2 separate regions of the Homo sapiens genome follow, and region 2 is linked to region 1. Evidence: chromatin loops called from intact Hi-C (ENCODE). Cell type or tissue: natural killer cell. All regions are shown on one strand.

Region 1 (5,000 bases):
GCTGGGACCACAGGTGTGCGCCACAGCGTTCAGCTAATTTTCTACAATTTTTTTGTAGAGACAGGGTTTCACCATGTTGCCCAGGCTGGTCTTGAACTCCTGGACTCAAAAGATACTCCCACCTCAGTCTCCTAAAGTGTTGGGATTACAGGAATGAGCAACCACACCCAGCCAATAGCTAAATTTTTGAAAGCAGGACACATACTGTATTATCAGATAATGATCCCTAACATACAAAACTGGATTTCATTAGGAAATGATTGATCTTTCCAGATAATGAATGCTGCAGGTTCTCTCCTAGGCCAACATCTTCATGACATCTAAAAATACAAGAAGCAATTATGCTATAGATTTAAAAAATTGAAATATGATATGTGAAAATACTGAAAATAACCTATGGAGCTATCAAAGTTTATGGAGGATATTTAGGTTTCAACATGTAAGATGACACCTGCTTGCATGTTGGATCCTGTCTAAAATTTCAAGCCATGGACAGCAAGTAAAAACAAATCAAAAATGGAAAGACACATAGCATGTGTAGTTTATCTATGTCACAGAGCAAAAATAACACTTTGGTAATGCTTTAATTAAAATCAAGTACCTAGAGTTCATTCCATATTTCAGGCCTGTAGGAGAAAAAAAAAGCAAAACCACTTCCCCTTGCAGTGATACACGAATGGAAATATCCGAGACAGCGAAACCTGAATCAGCTACAAACAGTATGACCTTGCATGACTAACTTATTCTCCCATCCAATCAACATGTCATGACCGGGCGCAGTGGCTCATGCCTGTAATCCCAGCACTTTGGGAGGCTGAGGTGGGTGGATCACGAGGTCGGAGTTCAAGACCAGCCTGGCCAACGTAGTGAAACCCTGTCTCTACTAAAAATACAAAAAATTAGCCAGACGTGGTGGCGGGCGCCTGTAATCCCAGCTACTCGGGAGGTTGAGGCAGGAGAATAGCTTGAATGCTGGAGGGGGAGGTTGCAGTGAGCTATTGCACCACTCCACTCCAGCCCAGGCGACATGCGAGACTCCGTCTCTAAGTAAATAAATAAAAAATAAACATGTCATAAGCACCCACCATGTTGTAGACACTAATGACAAGTCCCACAAACTCTCTCCATCTATCCCCTAGAGCAGCTGTAGCCCAGCCCACTTTAATGTGTCGTTGCTCTAAAACCAGCCTCCACTTCATATACATGGCCCCCCCAGGTGTTGGTAACCCTTGGATCCAAAGATGTCTGATTCTCAAAATCAAAGATTAAAACTTTTCAGAGACAGCTGCCAGGACGTAAGGCCAAGCACAAGCAGCTCATCCTGCACAGGTGGACGTAAGAAGGATGAAGAACTCAGTGGGAGACTTCCTCTCCATCACCTGCCCACCCAGCTTCCCAGCCCGCCTCTGCGAGGACCCCTCCCCTCTCCATCCAGCAATAAAGGGCTGTGCGAGCCACTGTGTTCTGTGCAACTTCCAGTTCCTCCACTGTCACCTGAAGCAATGGGGGAGGGAAGGGGAGGTAATAGTGGCCTTGAAAGGCTGAAGGGAAGCCTCTGGCATGTTCTTTGCCTAGGAGCCAGCTCAGTGCTTCCTTTGACACTGTGAGCTCTTCAGGCTCCCCCTTTCCCGCCAAAGCTCAGTTCTTGCTCTTTGCTTTACTGATTTCTGCTTGAGCCCACAATGCAGGCACAACACACCTGCAACTTCCTGAAAGTCCCTGAAGCAGACAGAGCCTGAGGAGGCACAACTTCTTCACCGAGGGCTTGGGGCCGAGTCCCAAGGACTTTTCATTCATTCTTCTACCTTCTCTCTTGAACCTCGCAATGGAAACATGAGGTCTGCAGCTTTCATACTAATGAAAATTTCATCCAAACAGGAAAGAAAAATACATCTTTTCAATACCCAGAACTTAAGGTTATCCGAATGCTCTAAAGGTCATTCGCTGATAGTGATACAAACATCCCAGGCAAACCAAGCAAAGCAGGAATGTGAATGATGAACACAACCTGCAGACGACTTGACTCAGCTGTAGAAATGAGACCTTCACCACCACTACACTCATCCTTTTCACCTGCAATTACTTCAAACCCCAGACAAAAGTGGTCCCAATTGCTCAGGATGATCCACAAAGCAAGTACACCCTATCAAAATTCAACCAATAAAAACTACATTTCCAGTTTGCAGCTAAAGAACATGTTCCACTAGTGGCAAAAAAAAAAAAAAAAAAAAAATCAGAACTCACAATCTGCTGAATTTCCTCATAACAAATTTGTTCACAAAAACACCAGAACCACAGGAAACACCACATATGAAAGAGAAATCAGTTGGCTTTTTGAAAATAAAGAAGACATGCAATGAGCAACAGAAGCCAAACTGATATTCAGCCAAGTACCATTCCTGTTTAAAGATTCAAAACATCCTTAATAACCATAAGTCATTAGCTCTCAGCACGACCAATTTTCCCCATGGAAATGCTTGACTATCAGAGCTGGGGGCTTCTAGTGGGGATGATGGGCACAGCTCCACAGCCCCTAGGGAAACATGAAGGCCCTGCAAGGGGCAGTGGATATGCAGCAAAGGTAGGAGTGTGCCCTGTCTAATGTCAGCATCCTGTGCTTCCACAGAGACCCTCACCCCTGGCCCACTACTCACTGCCTGGCCATGGAGTAGGATGGAAGGATCTCCTGGTAAACAAATGCCAGCACACAGCTTACTTCTCCCTGACCTCAGCTCCCCATCTCCCTAGATTCCACAAAATATTCTGCTATCCTAAATGATTTCAAAGTACAGACCACACTCCGTATCCAAGGGTTCCATGGTGTGAGGTGGTATCTCACTGTGGTTTTAATTTGCATTTCCCTGATGATTATTGATGTTGAGCATTTTTCCATATACCTGTTGGCCACTTGTATGTCTTCTTTTGAAAAATGGCTATTGCCCTTTTTTTTGGGGAGGTTTGTGGGGGTAGACACAGGGTCTCACTGTGTCACCCAGGCTGGAGAGCAACGCAGTGGTGCAATCATGGTTCACTGCAGCCTCGAACTCCTGGGCTCAAGTGGTCCTCCTACGTCAGACTCCTAAGTAACTGGGACTATAGACACATGCCACCACACCAGCCTTCTTTTTTTTTTTTTTTAAGTAGAGACCAGGGTCTCACTATGTTGCCCAGGCTCTTTGCCCATTTTTTAACTGAGTTGTTTTCTCACTTTGAGTTGAGTTTTTTATATGTTTTGGATATTAATCCCTTATCAGATGTACAATTTGCAAATATATCCTCCCATTCCATTGGCTGTCTCTCCACTCTATTGATGCTAATGAATTTCTAATGGTAGGTTTTTCAGGCCTCAGTAGGGATTCGCCGTTGGGATGAAGTCTCTCCCATTACTCCTTCAGTCAAACCACTTCCAGTTCCCAATTTCTTGGTTGTCTCCAGGAGCCCAGTTCCTAAACACACCTGAAAATAAAATAGATTACCACTAACATCACTCCTGCGCCCTCTCCCAGCTGCCACTGTGTTCACATCCCTACTGTCCTTTTCTATTGAAATCAGATAAGAATTATGTCCACAGTAACTTAAGCCACAGAGATTTCAAGAGCTTTGTTAAATGACAAAATTTCCTAAGCCTATACAAATTTGCAGGAGAGCAAAGAAGATAAATTTTGTCACTCTTGTTCAGAATTCTAAGCTACTATAAATAATTTCCCATGCAAATCACGTTTTGTGGCAGAAGGAAAAAACCAGCAACCTTAATACATATTTCTAAAATAGCTCATTATGCTTCTAAGAAAAAAACTTAGAATATAAATTTAATTATTCAAATTCAATATAATTTAATTAAATGTAATTGAATTAAATTGCTTTCTAAGGTATTCTTTCTGTAAGCCACTTGAACCAAGAAAGCCACCTGGTTTTATTTAAAGCCAATGGTAAGAACTTTCTGAGACAAGGAGAAACCTCTGTAACTCAGACCCTTGTACAAAAGAATTAAAGAAATTAAAACCGGGAACCAGGTTTCAGTAACTGCAGGAGGGTTCTCCTTCCTGCCAGGGCCTGGAGTGAGGATCAGTTACTGTAACCAAGAAACCTCAGACTGTTACCTGGTCCCCAGCGATAGCACAACATGTGGCCTGGGCCCATCAGATAGCACACACTTGAGGGTTATTACAAGAGGAGCGAAGCACCCCACACCCTCCACCTCCCCTCACTCACCCTCCTACTCCCAAGAAAACACCAGGAGGTTTTGGAAGCAGGGTTAATCTTGCATTGAAAAAAAAACACAAAGCAGATGGGGCTGAGTTAGTCTGACTACCACATCTCAAAGAAGATTATCTGCCTAACACGGTAAGCAAGAAAGGGGAGTCATGAAGAAGTCAAAAGCCAAAACCAGGGGTGAATTTCTGCATAGATCATTTTTCACTGTCTTCCTTTTCCACTGTAAGACACTGCAATTCTTTGCCGCATCTCAAAAGAGGAGACTCTTCTGGTGGCTCACTCTAAAATCTAGTTCATGGGGATTACTCAGGCATATTTATAAACCCAATGGCTGCAAAATTACAAATATTAGTGCTCTCACTTAGAAAAAAAACAGCCTTGGTCTAGAGTAATTAAAACATAAAAACATTACTCTCCATGCTCTGAGACCCTTAATGGGGTAATTTGTGGCCTCGCCAAAAATTTGAAAGGTGGGCTTCCATGGCCCACTATAACCTAGAGCTCTAGACCAACATAGCCTCACCCAGAATCTTTGTACATCCTAACAACCAGACACTGACACTGAGCTCACAACAGCAGAAATAATAGCAATGGTAATAAAGCAGGTTTTACAGAATAGCTGAGAAAGCCACACAAGTCCACATAAAGCAGTTAAGTCCCTAACTGTGATAAATCTAAAAACTTGGTTTGCTGTTAGTTGTTGGTTGGACAGGGTTTGAGGGCAAGCAAGAGGGAAGGCATAAGCCCAGAATCACATCTAAGTTCTTCCATTGCTACTGCCCTGC
Region 2 (5,000 bases), 73 kb after region 1:
TGAACCCGAGATGGGAAGTCAAAGGGCAGGGATGAGGAGCGTGGCAGGAACACACTACACACCCTACGTGTATCCACGGCAGAGTTGTTTTCCTGGAAATATATGGACTAGAACAGTCTAGCTTGAAACCAGGGAAACAAAATCATTAGTTACATCATCACAAACCACAAACACCTATCCAAAAGGGAATCTTTATCAGCAGCATGGGCCAGGTGCTGTATTCTCAAAACTTTCCTGGGAATCATCAGGGCATTCCAAAGGGCAGCAGTAGAATGAAGGGAAAGTTCAAGGTAGGTAGACTTCAGTCTGCCCAAAGAACATCCCAACCAACCGCAGCACTGGCCGCGAACTGCCTTACTGAGGAAAGTTGCCTCCACCTGCCCTAGCACACCGCAGACTCCACTAATGATTTCGGACTTTTTCCAGGCTTAGCCCTGCCTAGTTTCATAACCCAAAAAACCTATAGCCAGCGGGGCATGAGCTCCCCCTCCCCACAAGCAAGTGGGCTTAGGCCAGCCTCGGCTGGCTTGGGTGACAGCACTGAACAGTGCCAGGTCTGCTGAAAGCATGGCCGTGAAGCCTTTGCACTTACACACCTCTGGGGTTAGCCTGCCTTGCTGGCTCTCCTGCCAGGCTCCCTACACTCATTTTCAACTAGTTCTCCCCAGGGAAGGAGGAAGAGCTGGCAGCTCTGCCCAGATCACCTGCTTCCTTCCAACCCTTTTGCCCAAGGTTCGACTCTGTACCAGGGTTTCCCATTTCCCTGGGGAGAGCCAGACAGCTGTGGAAAGCTGGTATTTCCATGTCATTCCTGAAAACCTCATGTGGCAACTGATGACTAGTCATGGCCTGATGTCATCTAGAGCCATTTTTCTTCTCTCTGCTCATCTGCACGCTCAGTTAACTCAGGTTTTGTACATCTTCGTTCAAACTCATCACCTCCATTGCTCCAGGGCTTTCCCCTTGGATTCCACTGGATTCAAGGAGCAAATGTCCCCGTTTGCTCCTTCAGATCAAAAGTAGGGAGAAGAGCTTAATTCTCTGTCTTCCTGAATGTAGCAGATGGTATCAGTGGCCCCACCTCCCACTGGCATTCACTTCTACTTATAGCTGACCCCTGAAAATCTCCACTCAAAGCCTTTTTTTTTCTGACCTTGAAAACACACTGTGCCCATGCATGGAGAAGCCAGACATGCTGGAAATTTCATTCCCCTGAAAGCAGCCTGAACCCATGACAGATGGAGAATTGGTGGATTAATACCCCAGATCCCTGGCCCCTTGGTTGGATGAATTCTGAGTCTTGGTTTTCAGAATTCTCTAGTGGGATCGAGCTCTATCTGCCCATGGTGGTAATTTGCTTGATAATGTGCATCCTTTATTGGCTTTCTTGTCTTCTCTGTCTCATGTCCACTATTTCCAGTGTTTTCCGGGACCCTTTCTCAAATTCCTGGCACTTGAATTCTTATCTCAGGGTCTGCCATTGTGTGAGGCTCAGCACAATGCCTAGCTAGCACATAGTAGGCACTCAATTAATTCATCCTTGACAGGTCATTGATCAATATTGCAGATGGGATTTCTGCCTTGGGAGAGAGGTGACACTATATGACCGTGAAGGATTCTTGCAGGTGCAAAAGTCTTCCCACGTAGAAATCAATGTCTTTCCAACTAGGAGACCTAGAAAAGGAGCTGTGAGGTGGAAACATATGAAAAAAAAATTTTCTCCCCTCTGTGCCAACGTGCTTTCATATGTGAAGGAGGAAGCGAGGCTCACAGGTTGGTTATGAAATCATTCAATTTCAATTTCTTGAGCCAGCATATCGCCTTTTATGGACACTGCAGCCCAGGGTAATGTGCAGGGAGTGATTTTCCATCACGTTCTATATAGTTCACAGCAGAACCAAAAATAAGATGTTCAAACCCTAGAGTATTATATTATGAATAAATACGGTCAAATCATATACCAAATACAATTATGATTACTCCATGACCAGAACTCTCGTAACACTCCTTTATGGTTGGTTGACACTGCATTCATATTTCTGTGTCTCAAGTGAGGAAATGAGTCACCAAAACGGTAAAAAAAAAAAGGCGCTGAAAACTGTCTGGCTGCTGTCTGAAGAGAGCTGGAAGAAAATGTTCCTGACCTCCCCCACCATATGCCCGGGCTGATGGGGGCTTCACCACAGTCCCAGACTCTCAAATCTTTCTGACATATTTTCATAAGAGAATAAAACACTGTAGTTAACGAGCTATGTAAGTTCCATTTGTGAATTGGTGTTTGATGAAATGATACATTGTAGAGGTAAAATGGGAATGTGAAAAGCAGGGTTTTTTTTTTTTTTTGTCCTAACAACTGAGTGTTTCATATGGTTGAGCAAAATCACATTTTAATATAGTTGAGCGTATTCCAAATGAGGTCTCTGCCTCCAAGGAGCTGCCTTGCTGGGAAGTCTGTAAAGTTCACATCCTTTTAACAGAACCGGAGTTGATGGAACAGGACAGTCAGGGAGGGGTCTGCACCTGGAGTTGAGACATGCCTGTGGGTGAAAATGGTTGCTTGGAGGGAGGAGACCCCCACACAGGCAGCGGATCACCTGCAGAGAGGACCGTGCCTGGCAGAGGACTGGGTGGTGCCCAGCACTTTGGAAGTCTAGAAAATAAGTAGTATATGGGTGTAGCGCAGACTGAGGCCTGGCAGCAGGGAGCAAGTAATGTGTGATGATCCAAACAGACAAGCACTAAAAACTAAAAGTAGGCCGGGCACAGTGGCTCACGCCTGTAATCTCAGCACTTTGGGAGGCCAAGGCAGGCAGATCACGAGGTCAACAGATCGAGACCATCCTGGCCAACATGGTGAAACCCTGTCTCTACTAAAAATACAAAAATTAACTGGGCATGGTGGTGCACGCCTGTAGTCCCAGCTACTCGGGAGGCTGAGGCAGGAGAATCACTTGAACCTGGGAGGCGGAGGTTGCAGTGAGCCGAGATCGCGCCATTGCACTCCAGCCTGGCGACAGAGCGAGACTGTCTCAAAACAAAAAACAAAACAAAAAAGAAAAACTAAAAGTAGATCTACCATTAAAGAACTAAAAGGAGAACTACCATTTGATCCAGCAATCCCACTACCAGGAATCTACCCAAAGGAATATAAGTCATTATGTGAAAAAGACATATGCACACACATGTTTATAGCAGCACAATTTCCAATTGCAAAGATATGGAACCAACCTAAGTGTCCACCAACAAGTAAGAAAAAGAAAATGTGCTATATATACACCACGGAATACTACTCAGCCATAAAAAGGAATGAAATGTCTTTATGCAGCAACCTGGATGGTGCTGGAGGCCATTATTCTAAGTGAAGTGACTCAGGAATGGAAAACCAAATATCGTATGTTCTCACTCAAAAGTGGGAGCTAAGCTATGAGGATGCAAAAACATATAGAGTGATGTGATGGACTTTGGGGATGCAAGGAAAGAGGTTGGCAGCGAGGTGAGGGATAAAAGACTGCTCAGGTGATGGGTGCATTAAAATCTCAGAATTCACCACTAAAGAACTCATCTATGTAACCAAAAACCACCTGTACTCCCAAAACCATTGAAATTTAAAAAAAAACTGAAAACAAACAAACAAAAAAAAACAGAAGCAATGATGTCTGGAAGCCCCAGTACTGGCTAAAGGAACAGTCACTTGTCAGGCTCCAGAAGTAAGTCTAGAAGACTTTGGAACTGTGTACTTAGTGGCAGTGAGGAATTCAGTCACTAGAACTAGAACTAGAACTGTGGTTCAAGAAAAAACAGCAACACAACAGATTTGGTGAGGACTCACTTCATCTATTGAACTAAACTTTTAAATATCCCTGCAGCTAAAGCCAGAACTGGCCCCAAAGCTAAGCATGGGAAGTTCAAATTGCTGAGCTTGTAGTGGGGCGCATATTAGTCCATTAGGAGGTGGCTGGGCAGGTGCAGGGGCAGGAGATCTGGCAGGTCACACTATGAGTAACCCTGAAGAAGAACATCGATTTCAAGAAGTAAATGGAGGGAGAGACCCCTCTGGTTAAAATTGAGACCCATGATGAAAGGGACACCAAGTTTCCTAAAGCAGAATTGGAACAAAAGTAAATTTAATTTCCTATTTTTAAAAATGGGATCTTAGAAAAATGAGAGACTAAGATAAAAAATTCATTGTATCCTAAACCAAAGAAACAGTTTCTGGGATGTATCCATGGCTCATACTTATTTTATGTGTTTGTCATTTCACTGGGTGAAGATATAAGATGCAAAGTTATCAAAGCAGGGCATGATAAAATTCTGTAAAGAGAACAAAACTCTGGATTATAAAACTGGACTCAAAAAGAATCCAGAGAAACTTAAAATTAAAAACATAAAACCATTTATATTAGCACCAATAAATTAAATACTCAAGTATACATATAACAAAATATGGGCCAGGCGTGGCGGCTCATGCCAGCACTTTGGGAGCCCGAGGCAGGTGGATCACCTGAGGTCAGGAGTTCGAGACCAGTCTTGTCAATATGGTGAAACCCCGTCTTTACTAAAAATACAAAAATTAGGCCGGGCGCGGTGGCTCATGCCTGTAATCCCAGCACTTTGGGAGGCCAAGGTGGGCGGATCACGAGGTCAGGAGTTCGAGACCAGCCTGACCAACATGGTGAAACCCCGTCGCTACTAAAAATACAAAAATTAGCTGGGCGTGATGGTGCGTTGCTTCTAATCCCAGCTACTCAGGAGGCTGAGGCAGGAGAATCGCTTGAACCTGGTTCTAAAGTTTATATGGAGAGGCAAAAGTCCCAGAATAGCCAACAAAATATTGAAGGAGAGGAACAAAGTTGGAGGACTGACATCACCTGACAAGACTTACCATAAAGCTCCAGTAACCAAGACAGTGTGGTATTGACAAAATAATAGACAAATAAATTCCCAGAACAGAATAGAGAGTCCAGAAATAGACCCACATAAAATTGGTCAGCTGATCTTCG

The links. A loop is a pair of places that touch in the nucleus more often than their neighbours do. Peaks named below come from ENCODE experiments on the same cell type or tissue, not always from the same donor. Only the 100,000 strongest peaks of a DNase experiment are listed, where the experiment ranks them.
Region 2: it touches region 1 in a loop (2.5-fold over the local background); 1 of 110 quality-filtered maps calls a loop at or near these places.

What each region holds. Positions count from the first base shown.
Region 1 is chr13:99,049,645-99,054,644 of GRCh38, forward strand. It overlaps a transcript of DOCK9 not described here. Among named protein-coding and RNA genes, the nearest start is that of DOCK9-DT, 35 kb to the right of the region's middle. In natural killer cell, no CTCF peak of the experiment used is centred here; DNase peaks (open chromatin) are centred at 687, 1,667, 2,297 and 4,107; H3K27ac peaks cover 338 bases.
Region 2 is chr13:99,123,086-99,128,085 of GRCh38, forward strand. No RefSeq gene overlaps it. Among named protein-coding and RNA genes, the nearest start is that of DOCK9-DT, 39 kb to the left of the region's middle. RefSeq lists an enhancer at 1,984-2,083. In natural killer cell, no CTCF peak of the experiment used is centred here; a DNase peak (open chromatin) is centred at 2,076; H3K27me3 peaks cover 308 bases.